Linked DNA regions of Mus musculus: region 2 is linked to region 1. The links are chromatin loops, found by intact Hi-C in ENCODE. Cell type or tissue: left cerebral cortex. All regions are shown on one strand.

Region 1 (8,000 bases):
AGTAGATAGGAGAAAAGCTTCTTACCAGTGAGAAGTGGCATGTAAGGCCCTGAAAAACGTGTGTATCTACACGAAAGAACTAAGCTCATCAGTTCATAACTGAAAAATCTGACTGCAAATGCTGGTAGAACATCACTAAGATTTGAAGCCTCTTCTGTATCCCAGCTTTTAGACTTAGTGCTTTGGAGTACAATCAGATTGAGGGTTGAGGTGGGCATTTCAACTGCTGCTGTTTGTTCAAGGTAATTCTGAATATGATGCTGTGTGTCACTTTGGGAATAATACCTTGATTTCCACAGGACTTCTCATCCCTGCTCCTGAGTCCCCATTGGTGTCAGGTTGTCCTCTTCTGTGGATGGACTTATGAACCTGAGTAGTGCTTCGTGGAATCTGCTTCCATCAACAGTTTGTTCTACCTGAATGGCAGAAATGGCCATGGTCTCCATACTCTTTGGTATTGAGCTCAGATTTTGTTTTTGATTTTTTTAACCATAAACCTTGTAAAGTTCAGTTTGCACAGAGAGAAACTCTAGAGGTAGCATGGAGTCTGACTTTCAGCTTTGGTTCTGTCTTCTAGCTGTTTCCGTGTTCTTTAAACAACAGGTACAGTCAAGGAAAAAGGTGAAGGGGGACCATTGCCTTAGGTGCAGTGGCAGACATTCTTTTGGGTTCTGTGAGAGATGTTTCAGTTTAAAACAAGTGTTTGAAGCTAGGGAAGAAAGCTGTAGAGACAGGTCCCAGATTTTTACCTTGAAAGCAGGTGCTGCTGGAATATCTAGAAGCAGATGGAATCTCCAGTTTAAGCTATTTATGGTTGTCTTGCCCGAGGGTACTCTACTCTATAAAATATATAGCCTGATGGTTTAGGGTAGTTTGGGCATCAAAGCTGAGAGACCTCAGCTTTTCTGCCCAGTGCCCTAAAGGAAATCTTAGACACCTAGGTGTTTCAGTCTGTTCAACAGAGGGCTTTCCCCTCTCCTTTAGCGTTTCTGTTTCTCTCTCCAGCTATGTGATTTCTTCTGTCATTCTTTCCTTAAAAGTAAAATGCACACCATGCTGTTGTTGTTTTCTGGATGATCATTCAGGAGAAAGGAGCCCTGTTGGCATGGCAGGTTAATAATTTCACTGGCTATGAGGCCTGAAACATAATTTTTATCAGTGTACAATCCCTGGGATTGCCTGCAGTTGCTCTTGTCTCTACACCAGGGCCCTTCTTTGGCCCTCAGGATTTTTAAACAATTCACGGTGATGGGTTCTGAGCAGATCACCACTTTGTTGGACACATGACTTCCTTATTTTAATTAATAGGACAATGAAGTGGTTGAGAGTGGTATGCATTTTCCCTATATAGATGCCTACACACTTAGAACATAATCCCCTAGGGAGTCACAACTCACCAGCAGTAACAAGCTGTACAGTTTAAAAAGAAAATCACCTTTGAAGAGAAGAAAGAAAAGTAAATAAAAAGCAGCCTTCTTTCCCAGTGACCTGCTATTGAAGCAGGAGTCTGTATGGTGAGAAAGACAGATGTGCCTTCTGATGTGGGAGCAGCAGTAGCTGGCATTGGCAGCCAGCCTTAGGCCATCTCTTCCTCCTTCCCCAGCCTTCTCTCAGGTGACCAAAGCCCAGAGTCATGAGGAATTGGAACTTCAAGTCTTTTGCTAGCAAAAGAGTTCATTTCTGAGATGGAACACACTGCAGAGAAATGAGAAATTGCTACTCCTTTGCTCTTACTGTATTTCCTTGGTGCGGCCAAAGTCTACAAGGCAGCAAGGAGCAGCTGAACTCCAGGGGGCAGCTTTATTTCTTCTCTGCCTTATCTTTGCTTTTGGCTGGACAAGAGGTAGAAGTGGCTTAATCTATGCAGTACACGTAAAATCACCCTTTGTGACCAAGCTGCACTCTTAAGGGCAAGGCATTCTTGCAAATGCAGAGCAGGTCTAGATTTAGATTGTCTGTTTGAACCCTTAGTGATTAGTTTGAGAAGCAATAAGGAAGTCTGGTGTCTCCTGGAGGATGAAAATGTTAGACCTCTCTTCCAGTGTACATTGCACTGTCTGAAGCTGAAAATTTTATAGTTCTAACATTCAACTGTGAACTATTTATTTTTATGAGATTTTATTATTTTTGTTTATAGGAAAAATCTATTCAACTATTTTTCAAGTTAGCATGCAAACTATTAGCTAATCTTGAAAATGAGAAACAATTTGTAGCTTTTGAAAACAATGAATATAAAACTACAGAACATTTTAGATAAATAAAGTAGGAAATAACCAGCTTAATTTACTTTCCGGGATTTTACTCTTTTTAGAGCAAATTGTGCTTTGCAGTATGGAGAATAATGTAGCATATGCCCATTCTAATTGTACCCTGGTCCATATTACATTAGGAAAGACAACATGTTTTCTTAAGGTCTTATTAAAAACTCGAGAAATTTAAAATATTGAAGAGAAAACAATAGCCTATATTAATGTTCTCAGTGGAAATTAAATAGGGTTTTCTTTTCATAGGACTTGAAACTATCAACAATCTCAGGCCAAAGGAAGGATGTTGTTCTTTAACTTAGTTCCTAAGTGTTGGACTACCAGAGAGTGACATCTAACCCTTTCTTATAACATCAAGCAATATTAATTGCAGAATTAATCCAGGGTGGCATCATTTATGGTTTCTAATCAATTCTGTTTTAGATGCCTTTGAAGTAAAGTGGGTGAAGCTGTATAGTAGGATTAATTGTCCTATTCATATATTCAGCCTATTATTTTAAATATATATTTATATGTGTGTATGTGTATATGCCCAAAATATATTTAAAAAATGTTTAGCTCTAAAATACTTGATTTAAAAAAAATTTAAAGTTAGAAAAAAAAATCCTTGGATGCCTGGCTCTGACAGTGGGCCAAACTATTTAGGAAAGAAAACAAACTACAACAACATGGATAAATCTCAAAAGTGAGGGGAGAGTGATGGAGACAGCTCAGGAAGTAAAAACACTTTCTGTGCAAGCCTGAGACCTGAGTTCAACCCCCAGAACTCTCATAATAACCAGGATGCATGTGTAGGGTCTTGGCAAGGCAATCATTGGTTCCTCACAACACCACTTACAGCAGTAGTGACTAACAGGTTAGAGCAATTGTATTCTTTTTGTCACGTCATAAATGAGATGTGTATGGGCTTATGTGCCATCAAGTGCCCATGAGCCTGATAACAGCAGCCTGAAAAGGACACTTGATAGCACCTAAATTTGTTGGTCAATATATACAATAGTCCAGTGTTCCTATATAAACAGAAATATTCAGTTAAAACCTTTAAGTTTCTTCCCACTTTTGGGAATATATTCTAGGAAAATATATTCTAGAACTATATTTACAAGCAAGGCTTGAATTGTGCTCTGACTGTATGTCATAGTTTTTATGTCATTTGTATTATACATAATTTATCAACATTTTTGTAAGGGCATATAGCATAGTGTATAGAATAAAAATTAAAATTTACAAGCATAGAATTATAGAATTAGATAGTTATATTAGATACCATGAACTATTACATTTGTTGTAGATGGTTCTTTGATGACATGGAAAACATTTAGGGTGTAATTGCTATATAGAAAAGAGGAAGCAAGAGACAGATTTTTATATATGATATGATCTCTATTTTATAAAGCAATATATAAGAAAAATGGCTTGGATCATTGAGCATTAACCATGAGTGGGCTGCAGCGATGGCTTAGTGTTTATGAGCACTTGCTGCTCTTGCAGAGAGCCTGGGTTTGGTTCTGAGCATAAACATGGAAGCTTATAATTATCTGTAACTCTAGTTTTAAGGGCTCCCATGCCATCTTCGGACCTCTGTGTGCACTGCATGTACATGGTGCACTTACATATATGTAAACAGAACACCTACACACATAAAATAAAAATAATTAAGTATTAACAGTGGGCGTAGTTAGGTAATTTCTTGAGCATTTGAAAAAAAATTTTCTTTGGGTTTCTTTAAGAAAATAGCTGTTCTGGGAGTTTCCATTTGTTCATCTTGATCTAAGCACTCATTTTATCATAGTTTACAAATTTTTAACTTAGAAAAATTGCGTTTTCAATGCATGTCACCATTCTAAGTTCAGAATGTCAGGGAAGGGAAGCAGCACAGTGATACACGGTGCTGTTTCCCCTTAAGTCCGTAGAAGAGATTTGACCTTGCGGATCCACTTGGCTTTACATTTTCCACCTTGCTAGCTCTCAAACCATGAGCAAGTCACATCACTTCCTAAGCCTCAGTTTTATTTATGGACACATGTCAGACACATTATATGGTGTATCTTTGGTGCTCAAACTCATGTGGTCTTACAAGATTTAAAGCTGCTATCATTATAAAATGTGTTGTTGCTGCAAAGCATCTTTTGCCAGAGGTGGTGGTGAGGGTGTTGCCCACAAATTGCAGTAAAATATCATATTGATTTCAATAAGCATTTGGTTTCAGATATGTTCAAAGTTCATCTGCATTGTGGAATCATTCTGCAGTTGCAGTGGCAGTGTTCAGCATCTGCCCTTTTCATTGTCATCATTCTCTACCCACCTGACTGACCTTTTAATTTTCTTAGAAGTTTGTGTCTTGTTTGTGTAAAATGACGAGGAGCCTGTTCCCAATATGTGCCTCAAACCTGCTTTTTTATGGCCTCAGGATCTCTGTCAATAACCCGCTTTATGTTTTCAAAAACTGAGCCCCCGGGGAGCTGTCTGCACTGTTCAGTGTGATCCAGCTGAATTCCTTCCCTTCCCCACTCAAACCCTTTGATTTGCCAGGTTTTTGTTCATCCACCCTAAGGATGGTCTGAGATTACAAGTATGGCCTCTCTTGTGGTGAGAAGTGAGAATTGTTTTTAATTGAGCAGAAACATGTGGAGGGATCAGGAATATCTCAAGGGATTACAGAAAAATTTCAAATTTGTACTATGTACAGCTTGTGTTTAGAACAGGGTCTGCTGGGAATAAATGTTAGTTAGTGTGGCCTGTGACCTTAAAAACTGTTGACATGGACTTCAGCCAGAAACTAGCCACAGACCTCCTTTGTTAAACTCATTCACAGCCCCTTGAAAATTCTAGTCAGTGGAAGTTGCCAGCTCCAATCTAAGCACAGCCTTTTTTTTTTTTTTTCTTTTTTCCCATGCTTTGGAAACAGAGGATGCCCCTTAACCAGCAAGCCTTCTTTAATAGGACTACATGGCCTAAACGCAATTGGAATTGACAACTTCCTGGCTTGGGTTTGCCAACTGGCAGTGCTGGAAGGCTGAGGGGACAACAGCATTGGGGCGCTGTGCACTTGTGTTTATGTGTGTGCAGAGGAGACTGAACTCCAGGGCAGTGTGATAGCCGTTCACTCCAGAAGCAATGCTGTGGCCCTAATTGAACGTGTCTTTCAAGTGTTCTGGCTGGGACCAACACATCGGAGTTATCTTGAGATATTAATTTCTTGTTGAAGACAAGAAAGAAGCGGGAGGGCAGGAGGCAGCCTTTTCTTCTCTCATGGATGATGTCATCTTGTCAATGCTGGAGCAAATCCTCTGGTGTTGGGTTGCTCCAGTGTTTGGGGTCATCCCCATATCCCATTCACAATGCAGCTCTACGTGACAAAGTTGAGCTTCCCTCAAGCTAAAAGGGCAACCAGATATTTTTTCATTTTCTTCCCTTACTGAGGAAACTGATGAGCGAAATAGGTTAAGCAATTTCTCCTGTCAAAGGGACAAAAATAGGCCTTACATACAGAGGAGACAAGAAACAAATACCTCCTCTGGTTCTTCTCTGTGATTCAGAAGATTATATTGTCTTCAGCTGGTAGTTGATTTCAGTATTGTTGAGATGCTGATGGTGAACCAGGAGGCTGTTTTAGCTATCTGTTATCATCTTGAGGTACCATAAAGATGGTTGATACTTCTTCTTATCAGTGTGTGAAAGTTTGGTTGTTGGAGTAGAATATTTGTTTACATTATGGTGTTGAAATTGTTATTATTTTTTAGCAATTCTGCAACAGACTTAATACTTCAAAAAGCTGCTGAGGTTTGGCATGATTTCAGCCAGGCATGTGTGATGAGAAAACAGGGATGTCACATGGGCCCAGGAATATGGAAACTTTGCAAGGAAGAAATGATAGGATTTTCTAGGAGGGCACAAAAACTTACTTGCAAGAGAGAGAACCTGGAAAAGTACAACCCCCCAAATTAGGTACTTTCAAAATGAGGCTATTTTGCTAAGATAACTTATTTCCATGTCAGTATTTACCTACTCATATACACATGCACAGATAAATGCTGCACACATGCTTGTGTATGTGGAATTTCTCTTCCTCTACCTTAAAACACATTTTTCATAGAATGTAGCTGACACTATTGTGTTTAATTACCTGACAGTCTATAAAGAGAGAGAGCTTTTAGTTTTAGCCAAACTAGATTCAGTTCTGACTTATGTATCAATTTATCATACTGTAATTCATAAATACAAATAATTATGTGCCAGTTAAAACTAAGTTCTGATTTATTAGTTATCTATCACATCTCACCTCTTGACTTGTCTAATCTTCATTTCCCCATATCTGTAAAATAAAGATATTGAGACCTACTTTGTAAAGTCATTCACATATATGTAATATGTAATGATGTTATATAATAACGTAATTTAGGGGTTAGCAGTTTTTTTTTCTAATAACAAACTTAATAATTTTATGTGCTTTTCTCCTGGTCTTCCATCAAAAGAAATCATAAGAAAAGGTCTGATGCAATTGCTTCCTCTACAACTCCTGTCTTTCAGGCAAAACAGTTATTTTGTAGGCTAGTTGAGAGGGATGGGAAGCAGCTTGGTGATGTTGTTGAATCCTTGTTTTGTTTTTCCTTTGTATTGTGCTGGGAGTAAATTAGATTGTCAGTAAAATCATTAAATGGGTAGGTGGTTAAGAAAGCCTGGTTTTCTTCTTTCCTCTCTCTTCTGACAGTGAGAGGAGCACAGCCTCAGAGCATTAGCAGGCAGAGATTATTGCAGACATCTCAGAACCGTGCTGAGGTCTCCTTTGCCCAGATTTTACTGTGCGTGCTCATGTTCTTACACAAACATAGTTCTTGTTTTTTAAAGAATTTATTGTAAAATTCTCACATGGGGGAGCTGCTGATTGATTCTGTTGGGTTTTATGGCCTAAGTGCCATTTGGAATGTTGGTTTCACCCTTGATGTTTTGTTGAGAAGCAAATTCTCTGAAGCCCGTTTTCGGTCATAACATGGGATTAAGAATATGTTCTGGATTAGGTGGAAGAGGGTGAAGAACTCTGGTATGTACAAGAGGGAAGATTATTTGTTAGATTTTATATTATTGAAACAGTCTCCACTAAGATTTTTCAGGGTGAGGACATACCATCTCTTTCTAAAGATTTCTCTCCTAATGCTACTTCATTTTCTAAACTTTCATTAATGGCTCTCTGCAGCTGAAGCAAATATATGAGATCTTTCTTATGCTTTCCTCCAGCTGGGAATGTCTTTCATACATCAAAGTCAGATACAAGCCTATTATTAAAAGATAGTGTGAGTTCGTCATCTCAGAAGAGTGGAACCAAAAACCTGAAAGAACTTTCAGCTACATGTCCTATCAAAGCTGGCCTGAGATTTTTTTTTTCTTTCTATGAGTGACCACATTTCTTTCTCAGTTTGTCCCTCCCAGGTGCTTTCAAATCTGCTTTCTCTCTTAGTTTTATTTATATCCAGTAATTTTCTTTGCTCAGAGGTTAATTGTGTAAGTTAGGAAAGATAAATGCTTTAACTTTAAGTTTTAATAAGGAAACCCAGAATCCTGACAATTAGGACAAAAGCTGGGACCTTGTTACTTGCTTCTCTTACCTTTTCCCATAGTGCTTGCTCAGTATCAACAAGGTAATTATTTGAAACAGGTTAGTTCTGAAAATATGATGGAGTTCTTTTCCTAACTACTGAAGAAAAGCAATGTTGACATCAGAGGAAAGTTGGGTTGGGT
Region 2 (8,000 bases), 150 kb after region 1:
ACATATTTACTCATTTAATTCTCAAAATAAGCCGGTGGGACTATGTTACTAATTTTTGCTAATGTATGAGATTTAATGGGGAAAGTGTACCTGTCCTAAGTATATGGTGAGTCTTTGATGGGGACACAACATGTACCCACTACTCAGATGGAGAGATGGCATTACAACGCCAGCAGCTCTACCCAGCCTCCTCTAGCCTCCTGGTAACCACTGTCCTAGATGTGGGTATCACTTCTTCATTGAGTACCAATTCAACAGATACAAGGGCTAAGAGACTTCCACAGCATGGAAGCTGAATTGGAGCTCAGACATAGTGTAGCCTCAGAGCATGAGCCAGAGTCAGGAGAACAGGCTACTCTACTGGGAGTCTTAATTTTAATAGCATAAAATTCTGACAGTAGAGTCTTACTAGTGTCTATCTTCCTCAGAAAATATGCTTAACTCTGTTTCCTCAGAACTGTAACCCCCCCCTTATTGGCATACTTGTCAAATCACAAGTAGAGAAACTTTCTAAAGTAGCTCATGTGCTGGTACTTAGTACAGTCAGACTTGGTGCTGAGCTCCTGACACACATGCTGCACTAGCCACAACACAGCTGGGCAGCTCAGGAGAACTTGCTGGAAGTCACAGTCCTGATGCAAGGCTTGGATGAAGTGGTCTGATTCCAAGACCTGCCATCTTCATTCCTGAGTTAATGCCTGCTGTCCCTGTCCACTGTGAATTCATCCTGTGCTAATTAATCATGGTAATTTTACATGGTTGTTATCATTGCCATCATCATTGTTATTCCCATTGCACTTCTTGGAGCAGACTCCAGTTTGCTTACAGTGGGTTCACATTGACATCTGCTGTAAGTCTGGACTCCCAGTAGAATGGAGCCAGTCACAGCTGGTCTGCTCTTTCCCCAGCTAAGGAATATGTGCCTGTGTCAGACTCTGTGTTACACACTGCAGACCAATGAACTAGGGTCCTGCCACAAAGGTGGTCCTGGTATAAGAATGACCCCCAACACCTCCATCCTGGTGCAGGAGCACTGCTGTCCATTGCAGTCCATCAGAGGAAACTGACTTGATTAGAGCTGGGCCTTGCTCTTCAACTTACAGGCAGTTGGCTTCCCGTGCCAGCACTGCTATCTATATTCGAGCATTTACATCTCTTCATTCTATGAAGAACCATCATTTCCTCTTAATTTTATATGGCCATGCTGTGATTCCTGCCATTTCATCAACTGCCCAATTCCCTTCCCATGCATTAGGCATTTAGACACAAGAGGGCATAAGAGGGCACAAGATCCGAACATTTTTTTAAAGCTCTCACATTGACGTAAAGGGCTCCGGAGTCAGAGTCTTCAGGGTGGCCTTGGAAAGTGCCTCCTTGTCCTGAGGACCCATTCACAATCATGCACCCAATCCTGCCTTTCCTACTGTGAGTTTATTCTCTCTTCTGCATATCATTCTGATGAGTTTATCAGCTACACTGAGGTATAGTTTATGTCAACAAACCATCTATTTAAAGCAATGGTTCAATGAATTTTAACAGTTTTGAAGCCACCACCATAATAAAGATTTGGCACATTCTTATCACTCCCAAAAGAACATTAGTTTTTAACTTAGCAAACACTTACCTTACACTTCCTGTGTGCCATGCACTAAATACTTTTTAAATGTTAGCCCATTTAATATTCATAGCAAGCTGATAGGATAGTGTCTTTATGTGAACCCAGAAGAAAGAAAAACAGGAAGGCACAGGAAGATTGACTTGGCCAGGTTGGTATAGCTGGTGTGGTTAGATAGAACTCAGCAGACTAGATGTGCAATCTGTGCTGCTCACCTATGGGTTCTGAGCCTTCTCTCTCCCATCCCCCACCTTCATTCATTTATTCATTCACTCATTTAAGAATTGCCTGCTTGTGGGCCAAATACTGGGGTAGAAACTAAAGTAGGAAACCCAGAGACAGGGCAGAGGATCAGTGAGTTAGTACTATATAGGTAAACCTAGATCAGTGTGTTGTTCTGATTGTGGGAAGCTAGGTCCTAATAACAGCACTATGCAGCAGGCTCTCAGAGTCCCTGAGCCCAGAGTCATCAAGTTCTGGAAATCATGCAAACTCTTTACCAGACATCAGCATCTCTAAATACCACTATGAGTTTCTTTCTTTCCTTTTTTTTAAAAAAAAAAAAAAAAAAAAAACACAAAACACTAAATTCACTTTTCTTTCTTTTTTTTTTTTTAAAGATTTATTTTTATTATATGTAAATACACTGTAGCTGTCTTCAGACACTCCAGAAGAGAGCATCAAATTTTGTTACAGATGGATGTGAGCCACCATGTGGTTGCTGGGATTTGAACTCAGGATCTTTGGAAGAGCAGTCAGCCCTCTTATCTGCTGAGCCATCTCACCAACCCCACAATGAGTTTCTTAATCAGGGTTTCTGTTGCTGCAACAAAACACTATGACTAAAAAGTAAGTTGAAGAAGGGAGGGTCTCTTCAGCTTACACTTCTAGATCATAGTCTACTATTAAAGAAAGTCAGAACAGGTACTCAAGCAAGTCGGAACCTGGAGGCAGGAGCTGATGCTGAAGCTGTGGAAGGGTGCTGCTTACTGGCTTGTTTTTATGGCTTACTCAGCCTGCTTTCTTATGACACTCAGGATGACCAGCCCAGCAGTGGTGCCACCCACAATGGACTGGGCCCTCCCCCATCAATCACTAAATAAGAAAATGCCTTAAACAGGCTTGCCTGCCTGATCTTATGAAGAGCATTTCATTTGTTTGTTTTGGTTCGGTTTGATTCGGTTTCTGTTTTTGTTGTTGTTGTTGTTGTTTTGTTTTGTTTTTTGTTTTTTGAGACAGGGTTTTTTGTATGTCCTGGAACTAGCACTGTAGCCCAGGCTGGCATCAAACTCACAGAAATCCACCTGTCTCTGCTTCCTGGGTGCTGGGATTAAATGCAGTCACTACCACCACCATCACCCAACATGAAGGCATTACTTAATTAAGGTTCCCTCCCTATCCAGTGACTCTGGCTTGTGTTGAATTGACATAAAATTAAACAGCACAATGAGCATACAGCTAGTATTGTCCTGTTCTCTTTTCCTAACTGGGAACCTGGAAGATTTGTAATGTTCTGTCTAGTACAGTGCTAAAGGTGACTCTGAGAAAACTGGTGTCCTCTTGGCTACTCGTGAGCTTCTCATGTGCTGTAAGTTGTCCCTTGCCTGGCCCAAAGAAAGGGGTCAAGCTAAGACTGTGACAAAAGTACACAGGAAAGACATCTTAATATTTTAATGAATAATATGATGGAGTGCTGCTGTTTTTGTGTTTCTAGATTTTAAAAAAATGTCATTTGGACAATGTACATCAATGTTATTTGAGGGTTTTTGTTGTTGTTGCTTTTTCCCCCTTCTTCCCATTCTGAGGAGAAGCCTATGGAGTCTGGTGGGGGAAGGGTTTGCAGCTGGCAGGAGCCTTGGCATATGCTGTAACTAAAAAGAGAGGGAATGTGTTGGTGGGACAAGCTACCGGAGAGCTGTCTCGGTGTGCTGCGGTACTCGTAAGTGTTCTAATTGGGAAGAATTTTTGGAGGACTATTTTGACATCTGCTCATGTCTTTGCTGATTTTTCTTCACTTAGAGTAGGAAACACAAGCTGTGGATAAAATGGCTTTAAAATAATTAGAAGAAAAGATATCTCTCCAAGTTGAATTCACCAGGGACACTTCTTAAGGAATGGGAACTAAAATCCACTTCTAGGAATCTGTCCTGAAACACAGAACTTCCAGCCTTCAGACTTTATGACCATGTGATATATATTAATGTCTTAAACACTTGAGGTAATTTTCAGCCAAGTGGCCTTGGTTGAGTTTGCTTCCATGTAGCAGAACACTCTGGAGCAATTAGTAACTGTCACTTAGCTTTTAATGAAGTGGAGTATTGCTTATGCTGTAATCAACATGAAAAACCAAGGGGGGCGTGGGGGGGGGGGGCGACGCAGTGCAAAGGATTTAGAGCAGAGGTAGAAAGAAGAAACGCAAAAGGGAATAGTTTAGAGTGATGGCTCCAAATGGTAAGCTCCGGCTTTCTGTAGAGGAAGCATATGTAATTTTTATATTACAAAAGGCAAGTCTGGTTTCGCACAACAGAAAGCAGGCCCAGAGAATCAGCTGTGACTGCCCACATGTAAAGGTGCTCAGTATGAATCCTGGGATTCTGGATCCATGAATCTGCTCTCTTCAGAAAAGTGTTAGAGTTAGACTAACCACAACCAGGACTGCTATCCTCCCTAGCTATGTGGCATTAGGCAGTTTGCTTTGTCTCTGAGCCTCCACCTTTGCCTTGAAGATAATAGGCTCTTGCCAGCATGATGTTGAAGAGAAGTGAGCTAACACACTCAGGAACCATCCTTCTCCACCAACACTCGCAACCACAGCCTTTCAGGAGAGAGCATCCTCTAGCCAAGATGCCTGTGATTCTTTCCTTGGGAACTATGAGCTTCAGGAAGCCCCTTGAGCCCATGCCAGCCCCTTTAGAAGAGGCCTTGCCACCGGCAGGGCAGCATTGTCCCATGAGAGGAAACTGCCGACCCAGCTCCTGCCTGGAGCCCAGTGCTGGAGACAATTCGGTTACTAAGGGGACCCTGGCCTGCTAAGTCAAGAAAGGAGGCCAGGGTTTTTCCTCTTCTTCAGCCTGCAGCCATTGTTGAAAAAGTAAACACTCCACACAGCTTAACCGGCAAGTCCTCCAGCCAGGAGTGGAAGGAAATCAAAAGCCTGTTCCAGCCCAGCCTCATAGAGCCTACAAGGGCTGATCTGTGCTGCTGAGGCAGCTCTGGGAACACAGAGAGAAGGCCCAATTCTGACCCACTCTCAACACCCACTCACAGAACCTTTAAGCCCAGGACTGCTCTCCAGTGGCCATTGCCTCCTGCCCCTTCTGTTTGGAGCTATTGGGAGGGTCAGATGAGGCAAGGCAAGAGATACTGGGGTATAGTGGTCCTCAGTTCAGTACCTGCAGCCTGGTGTCCCTCATCTATGCTCTCTGATCCTACCTCTGATGATAATCATCAGCCTTTGAAGTAAGAGCCAAGATGTTGCTTCCAATAGGCTACAGCTCTTCTGTCAACACATTACAAAGTAATAACTGCCATGTATAAGACCTCCTGAGTGCCTAACCCAGGGCATGTATGAACTCTGCTCTTTATAACAGCCTAGAACAGTGTTTCTCAGTCTGTGGGTCATGACCACTTTGGCAAACTTCTATCTTCAAAAAAATATTTATATTAAGATTCATAACAGTAGCAAAGTTACAGTTATGAAGTAGCAACAAAAATAATCATATGGTTGGGGTCACCACAACATGAAGAGTCACAGCACTAGGACAGTTGAGAACCATTTGTCTAGAGGGGACTGGTAAGAAGTGAGGGGCACATATATTCTAGTTTCACAGATAAAGCCACTCAGTCAGATGTGCCACTGTAAACAAGCTTTGTCACTTCATGGAGCCTCCCTTTCTTATCTCTGAAATGAGTGGTAACATCACTCCTTCCACCTTCTAATGGAAAAGAAAACACCAGTGGAGCAGGCATTTGTGAACTCTGAAATGTGTATGTCTTTAGTGGCCGAGATGATTGTGGTTGACCTTCCTGTAACTTCCTTATGATAAGGTTGCTAAGTCCTGAAGTCCTCTGTGAGTCTCAGTGTGCTCCTCTGCAAACAGGGCCTGTGCTTGCTAAGTCACAGTTCTACACAGCGCTCAGCAGCTGTGTTATTAACATCTTCTCATTTGCACCCAGCCTTCGAATAAAGCAGCAGTTAATAGAACCGTGGGCTTCAGAAGAGAGAGGAAATACATCTTGTTGAACCTCTCTGGTTCTCCACCAATGGAAAGTACTTAGTAGATGCTTGCAAGATGATGCATAGGCTCCTGGAAACGTCTATAGCAGGAGTTAGAGACTTTGTTACATGGAAAGATTCTAGGATTCAGTTTCTTGAGATTTTTTTTTTTAATCAGCTGTTAATGACATGTTCTTTTATCAACTGTTTAAAAGTCTCTGACAAGCATAAGCCATCCCCCCCATAGGAAATTCCTTGAAATGTTTATTTAGGTACCTTGATGTCCTAGAAGCTAGGATCAGAATATCAGCAACAATTTTCATATATATACACGCACACACACTGTGTGTGTGTGTGTATACACATACATGTAAAATGACAACAGAGTGTCATTTTTCTAGCTGTTTGGCTTAAGGAATGTTACCTAGCCTCTGTGAAATGGCTTTTATCCCTGAGATTTATTGGTGGAAGGGGCAGGTGATGATGCAAATCAGAGAATTTTTATGACAGTTAAAAGAACAACAAAGATGAGCCATGTATTTCTGGGGCTATGGCAGAGGACGCCTTTATCCAGCAGAGCTACTCTTCCCTAAAGACGCCCAAGGGGAAGGAACTATGTCCTGGTGGCAGGTCCAGTGATTCTGGATTTTCTTTACTTGCAGAAGGTCAGGAACATGGCCCTCGATGATGTTGTGATCTTGAACGTGGACACCAACACCCTGGAAACCCCTTTTGATGACCTCCAGAGCCTCCCAAATGATGTGGTAGGTACCATGTGTGAGTTCTGACTCCTGAGTGCTTGGGTTGTGACTCTGGGGCTGGGAGAGGTGGAAGACAGTGTGGTTCAGGGCCTAGTGTGCATCACGGTAGCAGTGGACACTGCTCAATGACATTGTTAAGAACATCTCCTTACGCTGCAGGACTTCCTGAGGATGGCAAACAGCAAGGTGCCCTTTTCATGTAATAAAGTGGCTATGAAGATGGAAAGGAACTTGAGTAAATGATTTTCCCCTCTTGGCCGCAGTTTCCTACCTTGAAAGAAAAATGCCAGGAAGGTGCATTGGCAGATGTGTGACAACAATAACAAAAAGCAAAGGTGAAACATTCACCTCGAGAGGGCTAACATACATGCAGTTGGGATCCTGAAAAGTGAGGAAAGCTGGGGAAGACAGAAATAAGTGTAAAGAGTTTATAGTCAGCTTTCAAAGGTTCTGATGAAAATGAGAAGTCAAGAGCTCTGGGAAGCTCAGTGAATGTGATGGTTTGTATGAAATGTCCCTCATAAGTCTCAGCATTTGAACACACAGTCCCCACTAGGTGGCTTTTTGAAGGGATTAGGTGTGGCTTGGCTGAAAGAAGTATGTCATTTGGGGCAGGTTTCAAAAAACCGGCACCATTTCATGTTGGTTCTCTGTGCCTCGTACTTGTGGATCAAGATGTGAGCTCTCGGCTGTTTGTCCAGCTGCCTGCTACCATGCCTTCACTCCTCCACAATAGCCTAACTCTCAGAACCACAAACCCAGTTAAACTGTCATTTATAGATTACCTTTGTCATGATGTTTGATGACAGCAAAAGAAGTGTAACTAAGACAGAGAGCCTGATAGAAATCCACTGAACTGAACAAAATCCACACAGTGGCACATTGTGATGGTCTCTCAGAGCCCGTGAGGCAAGTTCAAGGTTAGCTAGAGAAAAGGGGGGAAAGTTTCTAAGACAAAGAAGTAGTACCAGCAGGCTTCTTGTCAGGAACTATGTAAGCCAGAACATTGTGGAATAATATTTTTTTAAGTGATAAAAGACAAGTTTTCTTTTCTCTTTTCTTTGTTTTTGTTTTGTTTAGTTTTGTTTTTGGAAACAGGGTTTCTCTGTGTAGCCCTGGCTGTCCTGGAACTCGCTCTGTAGACCAGGCTGGCCTCAAACTCAGAAATCCACCTGCCTCTGCCTCTCGAGTGCTGGCATTACCACCACTCATCGAAAGACAAGTTTTCAATCTTACTACTCTATCCACTAAAAGTGTGCTTTCAAAGATGAAGGCAAACTTTTTAAAACATTTTTTCAGATTAAAAAATACTGAGAGAAGTATATGTCATCAGATCTGAGCTATAAGATATGTCAAAGGAAGCTCTTGGGTGGTGGGTGCTAACATAAGGAAGCATATATGACAGATG

Evidence for each region. Peaks named below come from ENCODE experiments on the same cell type or tissue, not always from the same donor. Only the 100,000 strongest peaks of a DNase experiment are listed, where the experiment ranks them.
Region 2: a loop joins it to region 1, with 2.3 times the contacts of the local background. A loop is called at or near these places in 3 of 42 quality-filtered maps.

What each region holds. Positions count from the first base shown.
Region 1 is chr2:38,109,059-38,117,058 of GRCm38, reverse strand. All of the region lies in intron 5 of Dennd1a (DENN/MADD domain containing 1A), which reads left to right. Among named protein-coding and RNA genes, the nearest start is that of Dennd1a, 170 kb to the left of the region's middle. In left cerebral cortex, CTCF peaks have their summits at 1,782 (motif pointing right) and 4,819; DNase peaks (open chromatin) are centred at 5,061 and 5,229; H3K27ac peaks cover 587 bases.
Region 2 is chr2:37,960,236-37,968,235 of GRCm38, reverse strand. Dennd1a (DENN/MADD domain containing 1A) reads left to right here. Exons shown (of 23, transcript NM_001362973.1): 12 at 6,494-6,595. Among named protein-coding and RNA genes, the nearest start is that of Crb2, 190 kb to the right of the region's middle. In left cerebral cortex, no CTCF peak of the experiment used is centred here; DNase peaks (open chromatin) are centred at 2,606, 3,501, 4,191 and 4,655; H3K27ac peaks cover 1,748 bases.